4 separate regions of the Homo sapiens genome follow, and regions 1, 3 and 4 are each linked to region 2. Evidence: read pairs that join two places in POLR2A ChIA-PET (ENCODE). Cell type or tissue: OCI-LY7. All regions are shown on one strand.

Region 1 (4,000 bases), 550 kb before region 2:
TCTGCACCTGCTAATCATATTCCTCCATCTAAGATACTATTTTATTAAGTGGCTATGCTCATTTGGTCTTACATTTTTGCCAGTTGTATCTTCTATCTTGAATCTATATTCTCCTCCACTCCTTCTACCTCATTCTGTATTTAGGCTCTTAGCCTAAGCATAAGCAATTTCATTAGCTTCTGAACAGATCTCCTTTTACTACTTTATATACAGTTTCTAAAATGGTATCACAATGATGTATTTAAGATAGAAATTTGGCCATAGCACTCTTCTCTTTAAAACTCTTCAACATTTCTCATTTCTTAAAAATCAAAAATGAGATATTTAATGTTACAAATAGGCTTTGCTGGCCTGCCCCACTGCCTGCTTCTCTAGTCCTTTTTCCATCCAGCTTCCACCCTGGGCTTTATCCTCTCAGTAGCCAACTATACACATAATGATCATCCAATTCCATGATTTTGCCTAGACTATTCCTTCTGTCTAGAATGCCACCACCCGCCAAGGGTCCCCTTTCACCTAGCCTCACCCAGATGACTCCTTCTCATACTCCAGTGAATCAGTTCAGGAATGTTACCCTTCAGGAAATATCTCTGGAATCTCCAAATGGGCCTAAGCATTCCTCTATATGTAACTCCTTATCTCTATTTTCATATACCATTTTATAATTCATATCATATATTTACGTATCTGTCTCCTCTATTACCCTCTTAGGCCATGACCTATTCAAGGCTGGAAACGATGACTTATTCATCTTTGTATTCAAAGGGCTATAATACACCTCTGGCACCTTAAAGGCACTCGGAGGGTGCTTGGGGAACTAAACTCACCTCCAAAAGCATGTCTGAAGTTGTGTGAGCTCCCTTCAGCAACCCCTTTCCCACCTGCACAGTGGTTGCTGGTTTGCATTCTCACCAGTGTGAAATAAGATTAAATCAAATTCTTCTGTGAAAAGCTTTGATGAGGAATATATGGAAGGTTAGGCAAATGCCTTTCGTGTTGCCATTGAACCACTGGTAGAAATCCTTCAATACAAAAATTCTAATAAGCTACACTCCACACCTACTTCTTTCTCAGTTTTTCGTTTGTCGGTCTTATAAGGCCTGATTTAAAAGGCTTAGTACCACCAAGATACGCACATGGGGAAGAAAAACAAGTGCCGTTGCTTCCAACATCTCTACAGGTTTAACATCCTCTAACAGGAGCACTGGCGTTGCTTACAATTTATTCCTCATAAAGCTTCACTGATGACTTCTCAGTTTTTCAGTCTTCTTTAACATCTGTTTTTTGTTTACCGCTAGTGACGGACCTAGTCTAAATGAACTCTTGGGACCTCTGTGGGCAAGATTATTTATGTGCCATACCAGAAAACAAACAAAATGGTTCCTGCCCTACTTCACTGGCAGAGCTGGAAGAAGCTCAACTTTTGTCATGCCAGCTTTCAGATAAATATTTTTTTCACAGTTTACACTTTCAAAACTTTAGTACATATTTTAATAGGACCATTATTCAAGAGTTTGGAGCACTTTTTTTTTTTTTTTTTTGAAAAGGGAACATCAACCAAGACTATCCTATTTTACACTGGGAAACGTGAACCTATTGAAAATTTTCTGGATCCAGTTTGTTCGGTTTGCTTGTTTGTTTTCAGAGCCTAATCTATGATAGGCACTATTACAATATTTGACCATTTAATTCACACAAGAATCTGATGAAGTAATTTTTATTATTCCTGCATTTTTAATAAAGAAATTTCCATGAGAGAATGGTTTAGTTGCCCAAAATCTCACAACTGTGAAGTAACAGATGTCTGATTCGTACCCAGCATTGCTGTCTACAAATCATACCCTTTTTACTATATTATAGTGGCTTTCTTAAGCACTTGACCCTGAAGATAAACTTTGTTTTTACACTGAATTCTATCTAATGTCCCTCATTCTAAAGCCTACTTTTTTTCTTTCAACTATTTTCTCTTAATTTATTCCTCTAGCCTCCTAGCATTCCTTAATCAAACTGCAGAATTATTTATCAAGATTTAATCTAGACATTATATATTGTCTAAATTTACAAAATTTTCCATTTTAAGAACATATTTAGAAATAAGCTGAAATAATGATTAACTGAAAAAATAACAATAAATGGATATTACTCATGCTTGAAATGTTGGAGCAATAAAAGGCCAGCCAGTGCTGTATTTATGCAACATAATATTCTCCAAAAATAGTGCAGGCCAACTATATAAATGTAATCAGGAAGAATTTAGGTAAAATTCATGAAACCATAAGTTGCATATAACAGTCTTGCTGTGTGAGGGCACAGCCTGTCTTTTGTGAGTGTAACAGCATATAAACTCTCAAATTTTTCAACAGGACTCTTATTGTTGCCCTAGCAGAGATGTAACTCCCAGGTTAAATAAACTATGAGCCTGTCCTAAAATGGAATTTGAAATATTATTTGAATGTTTACCCTGCTTTGGATTTTTTCAGTCACTACTATTTAAAGAAACATAATTAACCTAACTTTGACCTAATGGGATAGTAATGAAAACACAGTGCAGTCATCCTTTATTCCTTTTACAGTTATTTATTGGGTAACTATTATAAGAAATTTACCTCACCAGACAAAGAGAATCAGAAGAAACTCGTGCATGAGAATAAACTGATAAGAAATGCAAGAAGATATGTCAGATTATAAAACATTTTTTATTTTATTCTATTTTATTTTATTTCATTTTACTTTAAGTTCCAGGATACATGTGCATAACATGAAGGTTTGTTATATCGTGTACGTGTGCCATGGTGGTTTGCTGCACCTATCTACCCGTCACCTAGGTTTTAAGCCCCGCATGCATTAGCTATTTGTCCTGATGCTCTCCCTCCCCCAGCCCCCTATCCCCCTACAGGCCCTGGTGTGTGATGTTCCCCTACCTGTGTCCATGATGAAACTTTTTTTTAAAGTATATATTTATTAAATATATGATAAGCTGAACAGCTTTAAAAAAACAAACCGAGGACGTGAGGACCTTTGTTTAACAAATGATTTCTCAGTGCCACCAAAGACATTTAATACTATAACTGTGGCATAAACTAAGACAATTTTAATACATTTTATAAAAATCTGGGTTGTTAGAAAATTCCATGGGAATTCAAATGAATATAGCTGAAATACTAATGAACAGAAAATGAGTGATTGGTATGATGTAGTGTCTACAACAACAAAAAAAATCTACTTCAGATACTCTTGAGGAAACTCAAAATTATGTTTTAAGGTAGCAATATTTCCAGTTTACTATTTCTGTTTTTCTTCTGCTGCCTCTTTTCTCTGAAATAAAAATATGATATTTTAAGTAAAATTCTTTCCATAAAACTGAAAAAAGACATTTTAAAAGGTTTTTCCAACTCTTGGTTCCTGGGTTGGATTTTCTTTCCAGTGCATTATGCAAATAATTCCCTTTACAGAGGGAGATTTCCTGTTCAAATGTTGCTTCCAGAAACCCTAAACATGAATGTTCCAGAGTTTATTAGTTTAAGAAATAATGAAAGATCGGGCATGTTTTCTTAAAAGAAGTACAACAAACTGGAGAGACTGCAGGAGAGTGGCTTTTATTAAAGCTCTTTTGCTTCTTAGAGAATGTTATCACCACTTAACATCCTCTGCCTCCAATTTAGTGCATTCTTTAAGTCCAGAAACACCCAGAGTAACTGGCTTTTCTTGTTCTCCCTGTTCTGGGAAGTATGAAGGACTGCCCGGAAAAGAGTACAGGGAGGGGGGGATTCTTGATCCATGCACAGCGATGTGAGCTGAGGTGCAGGCACCAGACCTAGGAATTCCTAGAAAAATAGTCAGGAAGCATTTAGACACATCAAATGTTAAACGAGTCCTGATTATGATGATAATGATGATGATTTTGGTGGTTGCAATAGCAAAGCCTTAAGTATGAAGGAGACTTGCCAGCTGGAAATACAGGTCGGTAGCAGCATTAAGTATCTAGAGGAGCTGCAAATAT
Region 2 (4,000 bases):
AAATTATGAGAATCTACTATGTCATATAAGACAGTCCTAAAGATTTTACAATGTAGTGACTAAAGTGAAACAAAAATGCTAAAGCTGTTGATGAAACTGAGATAAATACTGATCCCAGAATATATTTTAAGCCACTAAATAAATGGACACTGATTTAATTAGGAAAAACAATTATTTTGTTTAAAAAAAATGTAAATAACAAATATAAACACAAGGCTGAGACAAGTCAACAATTTTAAACTGTTAAGTCATGTACATATAGATCTTATATTCCATCTTCATGAACATCAAAAATCAACATAACGAAGACACATTCTAGAATAATTTTCAAACTGAATTCCACAGTGCCTTAAGAGGCCAAGGTTCTACAAATAAGTGAACTAGATCTGGATCTAATACAAGATTATAATTGTCATGTACGATCTCGTTTCCAAGTTTTGTTTATCTTAATAGCATAATTATTGTCATTTTATTAAATACACATGACATGTGAATAAGTTTACAATATAAAATAAGTACATAACAATAAAATATCACGTGTCCTTTTGTTTCTTAAGCCTTGCAGAATTAAGCAGAAACCATAAGTATCCCTTTTATATATTGGAATCCTCCCTAAGAGTTTAACATGCAAAAAGTTTCTGTTTTTAGAAAGCTGCTCTACTCAGAAAGTTTAGAACTTACTGTTCTATGTCATATAAGTCAGGGATATATTCTTAATACTCTACGGACAAAACCAGGAGTATATTATACCAGCTAAAAAATATTTTAACAGGTACTGCAATTTAAGTATTGCTGCTTAAAGTATGCCTTTTCTGCTATCTGAAATACTACGTGAATAAGAATTTCATTCTCCCATCTTTCTGGGTAACCACAGACTTACAGTATCTCAATAAACATTTCTACTCCAGAACGATGTTAAGAAAGCTTTTTAAACTTTTTGAAATTAAATTTACAAAATCATTGAGCTATATTTCTTTTAAATATACTACAGGTTTGAATTAAGACTAAAATGAAAATATAACTTAATTAACTGAGTACTTCAGCTCTGATGGTATTTGAATACATTAGATATATTTTTTAAAAAGAGGTATCCATGACTAGATGTGAATTTATTTCTAAATTCAAAATCTGAATCTGAATGCCAACTTAAGCAAAAAGTAATTTGAACAAAGAAGCAAAGCAGCATTAAAAATGTCAAAGAGTTGGATACTGGGAGGAGGCAGCATGATGAGAAAGAACTGCAACCCATAATGCCAAAAAAAAAGATTTTGGACAGTATTAAAAATTTTTTTTCATGATTTATATAATTACCCTTCTTTCCAAAAAGCTTCCACACAATACCTCACAAAACCGTAGAAAAATTGTAGTCTTTGTGCAAAACAAGGCTTACTTATGGATCCTTTAAAAAAAAAATCTATTCAGATAATATATTGTTTTAATTTCTACAAATAAATACCAAACACACTAAAATAGCCTACACAAAAGGAATATTACATTAATTAGGGCCAGAAATGCACTACTATGGTGATCAAATGTTCTGGCAATGACAGAACATAAAATGGTGAGAAATTACAGGAATTTAACCTTTGACCCCACCATGCTATGTACTGTTTCCATAATAAAGGCTTAAAGGTTCTACCAAACATTTCAACTTTTTAAAAACCAAGCTCTAAGTTCACCCCTCTAAGTAAACTCAGTTAAATTCCTTTTTAAAAAAGAAAAAAATGAGAATGTTTAAGATAAAAGAGTAATTGGTTCTTACCTCTGGTCCTGATGCATGTGACAAGTCTCCTCACTGACATACTTGCTGCCTAAGCAGCTACAAAGACTAGGTTAGCAGCCATTTTGAGACAGCTGCACAGTCTCAGTTGCACAAAAGTGTAATTAAGATGGCTGCAATGTGCACTCAAGAACTCACACAGTGAAAACTCAGCTATGTAACAAACAAAGCCCCTCCCACTTTGTCAGCCTGCAGGAAACTGAACATAGACAACAGCTAATGCATATACTGCAACAAACAATGCAGCTACACAGGACACAGAAAAAGAAAACAGAAGGCAGCAAGCCAGTTTTGTAACATAATGCCTGTGAATCCCGTCTTGCAATACAGACTTTGGGCACATCCAGATCCCAAACAACTTGAAATCCATGCCACATATTAGCAGTTACAGAGATGGAGCCAAATCACACAGAGCAAACATCAGGGAATTCGCTTGAAAGAAAGCCTCCATTTCAGTCCAGAAAAAAAAAAAAAAAGTTAAACCTTGCTCAAGGCCTTTTTTTTTTTTTTACCTTTTATAGTTTTATCATGAAAAGAATTTCAATTTTATAATTTCTAGAAAATTGTTTAAATCCTGAAAATGACTTGATTGATTAAGTTAATTTCAATTTATAGAAGGCTAAAGATTTTCTCCACAGAATCTAAAAGCCCCAAAGTGCTCAAATCTAGCAGAACAGTTAAAGCCTACAATTAAATTTTTGAACCTTGATAACAGAATCTCTAGAAGATGGCAAAAAGCTTATTGAGTAATTTACCATAGATATAAAAATAATTTCTTCTCTTCAGTAGTACAGATGGTCACAAACATTAACATCCCCAGGTGAGTGTTTAGTCCCAGGGCAAATTACATTTCATGCCCTGACAAAGACCTCCCAACTTTTTGATGTGAGTGAAAAGCAAATAAAAACAAAGAATTATAGGCACCCTGATGGAAAGAAGGGAATTTTAAAAAAGAGTAAAACTCAGTCTAATAGATATATTAGCAAGACAAATTTGAAAGAGCTCCAACAAATGTGGGTTGGCAGAAACATATCAATCAAAGAGAAGGGAAGGACAAAAGCACAGAGAGAACCTGTTCACATCAGCAATAGAATCCACATTTTCTTTCTCTCTTCCTCAGTCTACCTTCCTAAAATCTAGCTAACCTGTGTATCTTGTTCTATCTATCACTAAATATAGGTATTTACTAAAAAGTTTTAAGGGTATAGGGGAGTAATAGGGATATAGCTAAAAGGAGATTGGCCCTATGACTTGACAATGGTTCAAGCTGAGCAATGGGCACACAGAATTTATTATCTCATTCTATTTCAGTATATATTTGAAATTTTCCATAATAAAAGTTTTTTAAATTACTTATCTTTAAAAGGTCCTTATGTATTTTCCATGAGGCAAAATGAATAATGTATGTAACAACTTCAGTATATCAGAAAAAAAAAGTTAAACTTGATCCAAGCCATATTAATTCTTTAAAAATACAACTGTGATTCTCAAGCAAAGACTATTCATTAAAAGCAAGATTTAGGCCAAGCACAGTGCTTCACACCTATAATCCCAACACTCTGGGAGGCCAAGGCGGAAGGCTCTCTTGAAGCCAGGAGTTTGAGACCTGCGTGGCCAACAAAGCGAGATCTCTGTCTGTCTCTACAAAAAAAATTTTTAAAACATTAGCAGGTGTGGTAATATGAACCTGTAGTTCCAGCTACTCAAGAGGCTGATGCAGGAAGATCACTTGAGCCCAGAAGTTCAAGGCTACAGTGAACTTGAACCACTGCACTCCATCCAGCCTAGTCAACAGAGCCAGATCCTGTCTCAAAAAAAATTATAATTAAAAACAAAAGCAAGATTTGGTAAATTGAGAAAGGCTGGAACAGAATTGATATTACTGTAGCACTGGAATCTATGTTTAATTGGGGGGTGGGGAAAGATGGTACACATAGCCAAAATATTCAGAGCTGCCTAATGAACACTTTCTTACATTCTGGAAGCAAAGTGTTTTTAGGAAGTCTGATCCACAAAGATTTAAATTATGGAACACACTGTCAAATGGATGATATCTTCTTCAAGCCTCCCTTCTCTTGCCAAATACTTTTCCAATGTAAATCCTGACTACTTTTTTCTTAGTCTAAACATAGTCTACCAAGAGAAAGCTGCTGGCTACTAATAATACAGGTTGGACATCCCTAATCCGAAAATCCAGAATTCTCCAATAAGATTAAATAA
Region 3 (4,000 bases), 100 kb after region 2:
GCCTTCTTGGGTTGGGTCAGAAAAATCCTTTTTCTTCTGCGACTAAAGACATTACTTTAGCATTAACTTAGGAATACTACCTGATACTTGACCAACATAAAAACAATGCTTTGTGTGATTTTACAGCAAAGTAAATTTAGTAATTCGAGACTGTAACTTTTTTTTTCTTTCCAACGTTTATTTTAAGTTCAAGGGGTGCATGTACAGGTTTGTTACATAGGTAAATTGTGTGTCACAGGGGTTTGGTGTACAGATGATTTTGTCACTCAGGTAATCAGCATAATAACTGATAGGCAGTTTTTCAGTCCTCACCCTCCTCCCACCCTCCGCCCTCAGGTAGGTCCTGGTGTCTGTTGTTCCCTTCTTTGTGTCCATGTGTACTCAATGTGTAGCTTCTACTAATACATGAGAACACACAGTATTTGGTTTTCTGTTCCTGAGTTAATTTGCTCAGGATAATGGCCTCTAGCTCCATCCATGTTGCTGCAAAGGACATGATTTTCTTCTTTTTTATGGCTGTGTAGTATTCCATGGTGTATATATACACATTTCCTTTATCCAGTCCACCATTGATGAGCATCTAGGTTCATTCTATGTCTTGGCTATTTTGAATAGTGCTGCAATGAACATACTCATGCATGTGTCAATACTGCAACTTGGCTGAGTGCATTGACTCACACCTGTAATTCCTATGCTTTGGGAAGCTGATCACCTGAGGTCAGGAGTTCAAGAACAGTCTGGCCAATATTGTGAAACCCCATCTCTACTAAAAATACAAAAATTAGTGGTAGTGGTGGCAGATGCCTGTAATCCCGGCTACTCGGGAGGCTGGGGCAAGAGAATCACTTGAAACTGGGAGGTGGAGGTTGCAGTGAGCCAAGATCATGCCATTGCACTACAGCCTGGGCGACAAGAGCAAGACTCCGTTTCAAAAAACAAAAACAAAAAAACCTCACAACTTAACTACCAGGAGAGTTGCAGATTGGATCGTGAAATAGGTGAAGCTTATGTTCTTCCCTTTCTAATGCTTTCATCCCTTTCATGTTTCCCTACTTTCCAGCTTCTTTATTTTCCAAGTCCTTCTCAGTTAGCTAATGTCTAGTAATTTTATTTTTATAATTTAAAAGTGGATTCTTAAACACCTGAGGGTGTAAAGGAAAGACTCCTGGTAGAATTGAAGCAAGGTGACCACCTATAGATATCTCTATCTGAATGCCTCATGCTGTGATATGCATCTGGTTTCTGCTTGGATGCTTAGTCACTGCCAAGTAATCTTCTACAATTGCTGTTGGCTCACTTACAGCTTGAATTATAGAAATGTTATTAAATTCTTGTTTTCCTTTCTTATCTTCCAAACAAAACATAGCAGGATCTGGCCAGGCGAGGTGGCTCACACCTGTGATCCCAGCACTTTGAGAGGCCCAGGCGGGTGGATCACGAGGTCAGGCATTCGAGACCAGCCTGGCCAACATGGCGAAACCCCATCTCTACTAAAACTAAAAAAATAAATAAATAAATAAAAATAAAAAAAATAAATTGCTGGGCGTGGTGGTGGGCGCCTGTAGTCCCAGCTACTCGGGAGGCTTAGGTAGGAGAATCGCTTGAACCTGGTGGGCGGAGGTTGCAGTGAGCTGAGATTGCGCCGCTTGCACTCCAGCCTGGGCGACAGAGCAAGACTCCATCTCAAAAAAAAAAAAAGAAGAAGAAAAAGAAATACGGCAGGATCTATGATCAGTTATTTATACCTTGACTGAAACTTTCGCTTTGTTCTGCCACTCTCAGCTTCAGTTGCCTTTGTCTTGTACTTGTGATAAACTTTCACCTAATAGACCTGGACACCTGGCCTGCCAACCCTCTTTCAGACTTGACTGAGTCAAATAATCCCAATTTATGTCAGATGAAAGCTGGGCACTGTAATCTCAAGGGAGTCCTCACGTACCCAGCCAAGGCAGGTGGATGCCGTAATCCTGAGATGGGCACTAAATGCTCACAATAGACCACTTTCAACCAGCTCTGGGCTTGAATAACTCATGAACCCAGGAAGGAGTAGCCAATGACATCACTCAGAGACCTTGCTTTCTTAATATGGGACAGATCTAGTTTACTGTATTTTGACTTCAAAGACTATCTCATTTTTTTTCTCCCCTAAGCCTCATTCCCAAGTCTACCTGAAGAGCTAAAATGAACTCTCTGTTTGGCAGTAAACACCTTTTCACTAAGCTCTCCATGTGTGCTCTCTAATAGTCTTATGTTTTTCTTCAACATCTTTGTGAAATAGAAGGCTTTATCTCTTTTCAAACAAATTTCTGGTGTCAAGGGACAGAGAGAAGAGTATTTGAGGAGTGGAGTAATGAGTAGGATAACCTTTCCATGGGCCATGAGATGTTACTTTCCTGACTCATGTCATCATAGCCAGTTGAGAATCACTAAATCTTCTTTTTTAGCATTAGCAAAGAACTGGTCAATTTTTTTTTTTTTTTTTTTTTTTGAGACAGAGTCTTGCACTTTCACCCGAGCTGGAGTGCAGTGGCATGATCTCGGCTCACTGCAACCGCCACCTCCCAGGTTCAAGCTCCTGCCTCAGCCTCCTGCGTAGCTGGGATTACAGGTGCCCGTCAAGACGCCCAGCTAATTTTTTGCGTTTTTAGTAGAAATGGGGTTTCACTATGTTGGCCAGGCTGCTCTTGAATGCCTGACCTCGTGATCCACCCACCTCAGCCCCCCAAAGTGCTGGGATTACAGGCGTGAGCCACCACGCCCAGCCAGAACTGGTCAAATTTTACGTGCTGTTCTTTGTGTTATTGATATGGTTTGGCTGTGTCCCCACCCAAATCTCATGATGAATTGTAGTTTCCATAATCCCCATGAGTCAGGAAGGGACCTGGTGGGAGGTAATTTAATCATGGTGGGGGTTTCCCCAATGCTTGTCTCACAAGATCTGATGGTTTTATAAGGGGCTTCACCCTTTGCTCGGCTCTCATTCTCCTTCCTGTGCCATGTGAAGAAGGACGTGTTTGCTTCCACTTTCTCCATAATTGTAAGTTTCCTGAGGCCTTCTCAGCCATGCTGAACTTTCAGTCAATTAAACCTCTTTCCTTTATAAATTACCCAGTCTCGGGTATGTCTTTATTAACAGCATGAATACAAATTAATACAGTTATTAAAGTCATATTAATACTTATTTGCTCCCTAAATAGAAAAATTAGCATATAGAATATACTTATTCACACTGCACAAATCCTCAGTGGTACAACAAATATACTATTGATCTGTGCTTGGCTTTTACTGGTTAGCATTCAAGAAATATGCTAATAATATAAATTTAAGAAAGTATGCCAGACATAAGACTTTTTTTTTTTTTTTTTTGAGGCGGAGTCTTGGTCTGTTGCCCAGGCTGGAGTGCAGTGGCGCCATCTCAGCTCACTGAAACCTCTGCCTTCTGTGTTCAAGTGGTTCTCCTGCCTCAGCCTCCAGAATAGCTGGGATTACAGGTGTGTGCCACCACGCCCAGCTAATTTTTTGTATTTTTAGTAGATACAGGGTTTCACCATGTTAGCCAGGATGGTCTCCATCTCCTGACCTCGTGATCCACCCAGCTCGGCCTCCCAAAGTGCTGGGATTACAGGTGTGAGCCACTGCACCCGGCCCATATATTTTATTCCTTAGAAGTCCATTCCAGGCCAGGTGTGGAGGCTCACTTCTACAATCCCAGCACTTTGGGAGGCTGAGGTGGGAGGACTGTTGGAGTCCAGGAGCTTGAGACCAACCTAGGCAACATAGTAAGACCCCGTCTCTACCAAAAAAAAAAAAAAATGTATATATATATATTAGCTACGTGTGGTGACACACGTCTATAGACCCAGCTACTCAGGAGGCTGAGGCAGGAGGATCATTTGAGCCAAGAGGTAGAGGCTGAAGTGAGCCATAATTATGCCACTGCACTCCAGCCTGGGTGACAGAGTGAGACCCTGTCTCAAATAAAATTCCATTCCAGTTTTCC
Region 4 (4,000 bases), 110 kb after region 2:
AATTATATTGCCTGCAAAAATCTGTGACTATTATAGCCCTATAGCAATCCCCAAGCCTGCACAAAAATGAAGTGGATTTAATAAAGAGTGTATCTCCCGAAAAAGGGATGACTCAGCAAAGCCAGTCTCAGATGTGGCCATGGAGGAGGCTGATGAAGGAGGAACTTCTGAGAGAGCAGAGCTAAGGACCAGGAAGTGCATCAGTCTTCTATGGTTGCCATAACAAAATACCACAGATTGGAGGTCTAAACAACTCTTTATTTTTTCATGGTTCTGGAGGCTGGAAGTGCAAGATCAATATATCAGCAGGTTTAGTTTATCCTGAGGTCTCTCTCCTTGGCTTGCAGATGGTCACCTTCTTGTTGTGTCTTCACATGGCCGTTCCTCTCTGCATGTACGTCCCTAGGGTCTCTTCCTCTTCTTCTTAGGACACTAGCCATATGTGATTAGGACCCCAGCCTTATGACATCATTTAACCTTAACTGCCTTTTAAAAGGCTCTATCTCCCAACAAACAAACAAACAAAACAAAAACAGTCCCATTGGGGGATTGGGTTCTACCCCAAATTCACATGTGGTGAATTTGGGGTAGAACACAATCCAGTCCACAACAAGGATAGTAATTGAAAAAGCTCATCTCAGAGAGCAGAACCAAGGGCTGCCTGGTGAGCTAATCAAAGAACTCCCTTCTCAGGCCAGGGAGTTCTCTGCAATTAGTGCTCAGCAGGGTTTGATAACTCCTATGGACCAGTACCAGTGAGTGTTACATGTTTCCTGCTTTCCTCTTCTCCAGTTGAAATTTTAATTAAGGTTACTCTATTCCTGTTTCACCACTATACAGTATACTGAATATGACCAAAAAGGCAGGATAAATAACTTTGTTTATGAGTTTCTGGAGCATGAGCCACTACATCTAGATAAGATGGAGATGACTCCATATCACCCAGAGTTTCTCAACTTTGAGCTTAAAGCAGTAACTAGAGGACACTTTGGAGTTCTCTCTCCTAGAGAGGAGGGCTCTATATAAAAAGAAGGAGCTTATGGATGAGAGGACTGTGGCAAGGACTGCTACGTCTCCCTTGATAGGTTCTTTCTTCCTCTTTCAAGTTTTAGCTGAACATAACAATTCCTAAAATAAAGGCTACACTTTCCAGCATCCCTTGCAGCTCTGTGAGATTTCCAGGACATGTTGTTTAAAAGAATGTGTGAAGGCAGCCAGGCGCGGTGGCTCACGCCTGTAATCCCAGCACTTTGGGAGGCCAAGGGGGGCAGATCACGAGGTCAGGAGATCGAGACCATCCTGGCTAACACAGTGATACCCTATCTCTACTAAAAATACAAAAAATTAGCTGGGCGTGGTGGCAGGCGCCTGTAGTCCCAGCTACTCGGGAGGCTGAGGCAGGAGAATGGCGTGAACCCAGGAGGCGGAGCTTGCAGTGAGCGGAGATCGCGCCACTGCACTCCAGCCTGGGCAACAGAGCGAGACTCCATTTCAAAAAAAAAAAAAAGAATGTGTGAAGGCCCGGCATGGTGGCTCATGCCTGTAATCCCAGAACTTTGGGAGGCTGACGCGGGTGGATCACCTGAGGTCAGGAGTTTGAGACCACCCTGGCCAACATGGAGAAACCCCATCTCTACTAAAAATACAAAAATTAGCCAGGTGTTGTGGCTCGCACCTGTAATCCCAGCTACTCGGAAGGCTGAGGCAGGAAAATTGCTTGAATCTGGGAGGCGGAGGTTGCAGTGAGCCGAGATCATGCCATTGCATCCTAGCCTGGGAGACAAGCAAAACAACTCCGTCTCAAAAAAATAAAAAAAATAAAAAAAAAAAAATAAAGAATGTGTGAGCCCAACTTACTCTTTTCTTTTTCCTGCTGGTTGGAATGACGACATGATTTTTGGAGCTTCACTGGCCATTTAGACTATGGAGTAAAGCTGCTTGCTGTGGATAGTAGTGCAAAAAGATCTAAAGAGCTAGGTTCCTGTCACTGTAGAATGACTTCGTCTAGACTTGTATGGCATGAGACAGAAATAAACTATACTTTTAAAGCCAATATTATTTGGGGTATGCTGGATTGTTCTGTCGTCAACATGACTAATCTGGGCAGAATTTTTTCCGGAATCCCTTATATGGACCTAGGTTAGAGTTGATCTCACGAGGAGCTTGCTCATAATTTGCAAGGCAGAAGTGAAACGGTAGCCATGCCTCTCTGAAGATCTTCATTGTGCCGCATGGTGATAGACAGATGTCAAGGTGCCCAGTGGGTTCAGCTTGTCCACTTTCCTCTGTTCTACACCAGGCTGTTCTTCCCAAATGCTAGCCCTGCTGGTCAACAGCAGTTGCAGGCCCACCACCAGACACTTAGCATACACAGAGGTGTCTTAAGAGGGGCATGGTTTCCCACACAATGCTTAGTGAGCTCCCTTTTTGCAGTACCAATTTGGCTGATGAATGTCCTGGATTTCTCAGATTTCCTTGCAAGCTTCGACTTGTCTGCTCACCCCAGGGCTTTAGGGGACTGCTTAGTGACTATTTCTCCAGCTTCCCCTTCCGGATCTTTACTTTCTCAACTCCTCCCACAGTTGTGTAAGTACTAGTTCCTATAATAAATCCCTTGCCTAATAACACTCACAGTAGCTCTGTTCCTTCACTGAACCCTGACTGATATATTGGATTTTATGACATGTAGATCACCTTTATTCTAACAGAGTCACATACATTATCCTGCTAAATCTTCCTAAGAGCCATGGGAAGGTAGCACTGTTGTTATCTCTATTTTACAGACGTGGAAATGGGTTTAGAGAAGTTAAATAATATTCTCACTGTCATACAGCAAGTAAGTGGGGATGCCAAGTTTGTAACCCAATCTGCCTCCTGCCAGAGCCCGAGAGCTTAACCACAACACCTTAATACATATGTACTTCCTGTCCAGAAGTTCTACGCTAATTCATATTCCTTCTTGCTTTAGTGTTTTTGTGTTTAAAGTCAATCATGCTACCTAATCAGACAACCATAATGTACGAACAACAAACAATAAAGATTGCTAGTGTCAACAGGGTTTACTTAATAGCTTTGGAAAGCGTCAGTGTTACTGACCGTCTGTTTGTTTATTTCCACTTCAGCTCTCTAAAAGCAAAACCCTTGGCCAAGTAGAGCTCCACTTCAGGCAAGAACTAGGGTCCATTTGGGAGGCTTATTTAATATTTAAAAGCTGAGGAAAGATTAATACCACATCCTTGGCATATGCCTGCTAAAGCAGAGACTGTAGGCTCAGATGCCAACAATTAATTCTGAAGGAACAAAAGAACAGGTCAGAGCTTAATATTGGGGTGTAAATGAAAATGAAGTCAGGGCCGGGTGCGGTGGCTCACGCCTGTAATCCCAGCACTTTGGGAGGCTGAGGTGGGTGGATCACCTGAGGTCAGGAGTTTGAGACCAGCCTGGCCAACATGGTGAAACCCCGTCTCTACTAAAAATACAAAATTAGCCAGGAGTGATGGTGCATGCCTGTAATCCCAGCTACTCTGGAGGCTGAGGCAAGAGTATCGCTTAGAACCTGGGAGGCAGAGGTTGCCCTGAGCCGAGATTCGCCAGTAGCACTGGGCAACAAAGGGAGACTCTGTCTCAAAAAAAAAAAAAAAAAAGAAAGAAAAAAAGAAAAGAAAAGAAAATGAAGTCAGACCTAGGGAACATTTTCGGGATTTACTAAACATCTACCCACAGGGAAGGAAGAAAGAATGTCAGCGATATGGACAGTTGCTATCATACATTTTTGGATTCTCTTAGATCTCAGTACTTTATAGGGAATCAGAGTCCTCATTTTTTTGGCCAGTGTGGAAGATCCTGTCAGTACCATGCTCATATCCCTGCAATACTTACTGTTTCTATATGTGCAGACGGTATCCTACTGCTAGTACATGATGCTGCCCGAGGGCTTTTCCTCAGTTCAGGTGTAGAGAAAGTCCTCAGCGCTGTAGAGTTAACACTCCTGGAAGCAACT

Evidence for each region. Peaks named below come from ENCODE experiments on the same cell type or tissue, not always from the same donor. Only the 100,000 strongest peaks of a DNase experiment are listed, where the experiment ranks them.
Region 1: POLR2A ChIA-PET joins it to region 2 with 14 read pairs; 2 of 35 experiments call an interaction of 5 or more read pairs at or near these places.
Region 3: POLR2A ChIA-PET joins it to region 2 with 11 read pairs; 6 of 35 experiments call an interaction of 5 or more read pairs at or near these places.
Region 4: POLR2A ChIA-PET joins it to region 2 with 10 read pairs; 11 of 35 experiments call an interaction of 5 or more read pairs at or near these places.

The regions. Positions count from the first base shown.
Region 1 is chr12:14,928,905-14,932,904 of GRCh38, reverse strand. All of the region lies in intron 3 of ERP27 (endoplasmic reticulum protein 27), which reads left to right. Among named protein-coding and RNA genes, the nearest start is that of ERP27, 7.6 kb to the left of the region's middle. In OCI-LY7, no CTCF peak of the experiment used is centred here; no DNase peak of the experiment used is centred here.
Region 2 is chr12:14,383,163-14,387,162 of GRCh38, reverse strand. All of the region lies in intron 1 of ATF7IP (activating transcription factor 7 interacting protein), which reads right to left. Among named protein-coding and RNA genes, the nearest start is that of ATF7IP, 19 kb to the right of the region's middle. In OCI-LY7, no CTCF peak of the experiment used is centred here; a DNase peak (open chromatin) is centred at 1,872; H3K4me3 peaks cover 3,043 bases; H3K27ac peaks cover 3,103 bases.
Region 3 is chr12:14,278,977-14,282,976 of GRCh38, reverse strand. No RefSeq gene overlaps it. Among named protein-coding and RNA genes, the nearest start is that of ATF7IP, 85 kb to the left of the region's middle. RefSeq lists an enhancer at 1,956-2,065. In OCI-LY7, no CTCF peak of the experiment used is centred here; a DNase peak (open chromatin) is centred at 1,876; H3K4me3 peaks cover 1,212 bases; H3K27ac peaks cover 4,000 bases.
Region 4 is chr12:14,272,255-14,276,254 of GRCh38, reverse strand. No RefSeq gene overlaps it. Among named protein-coding and RNA genes, the nearest start is that of ATF7IP, 91 kb to the left of the region's middle. In OCI-LY7, no CTCF peak of the experiment used is centred here; DNase peaks (open chromatin) are centred at 149, 2,154, 2,514 and 2,882; H3K4me3 peaks cover 1,325 bases; H3K27ac peaks cover 1,932 bases.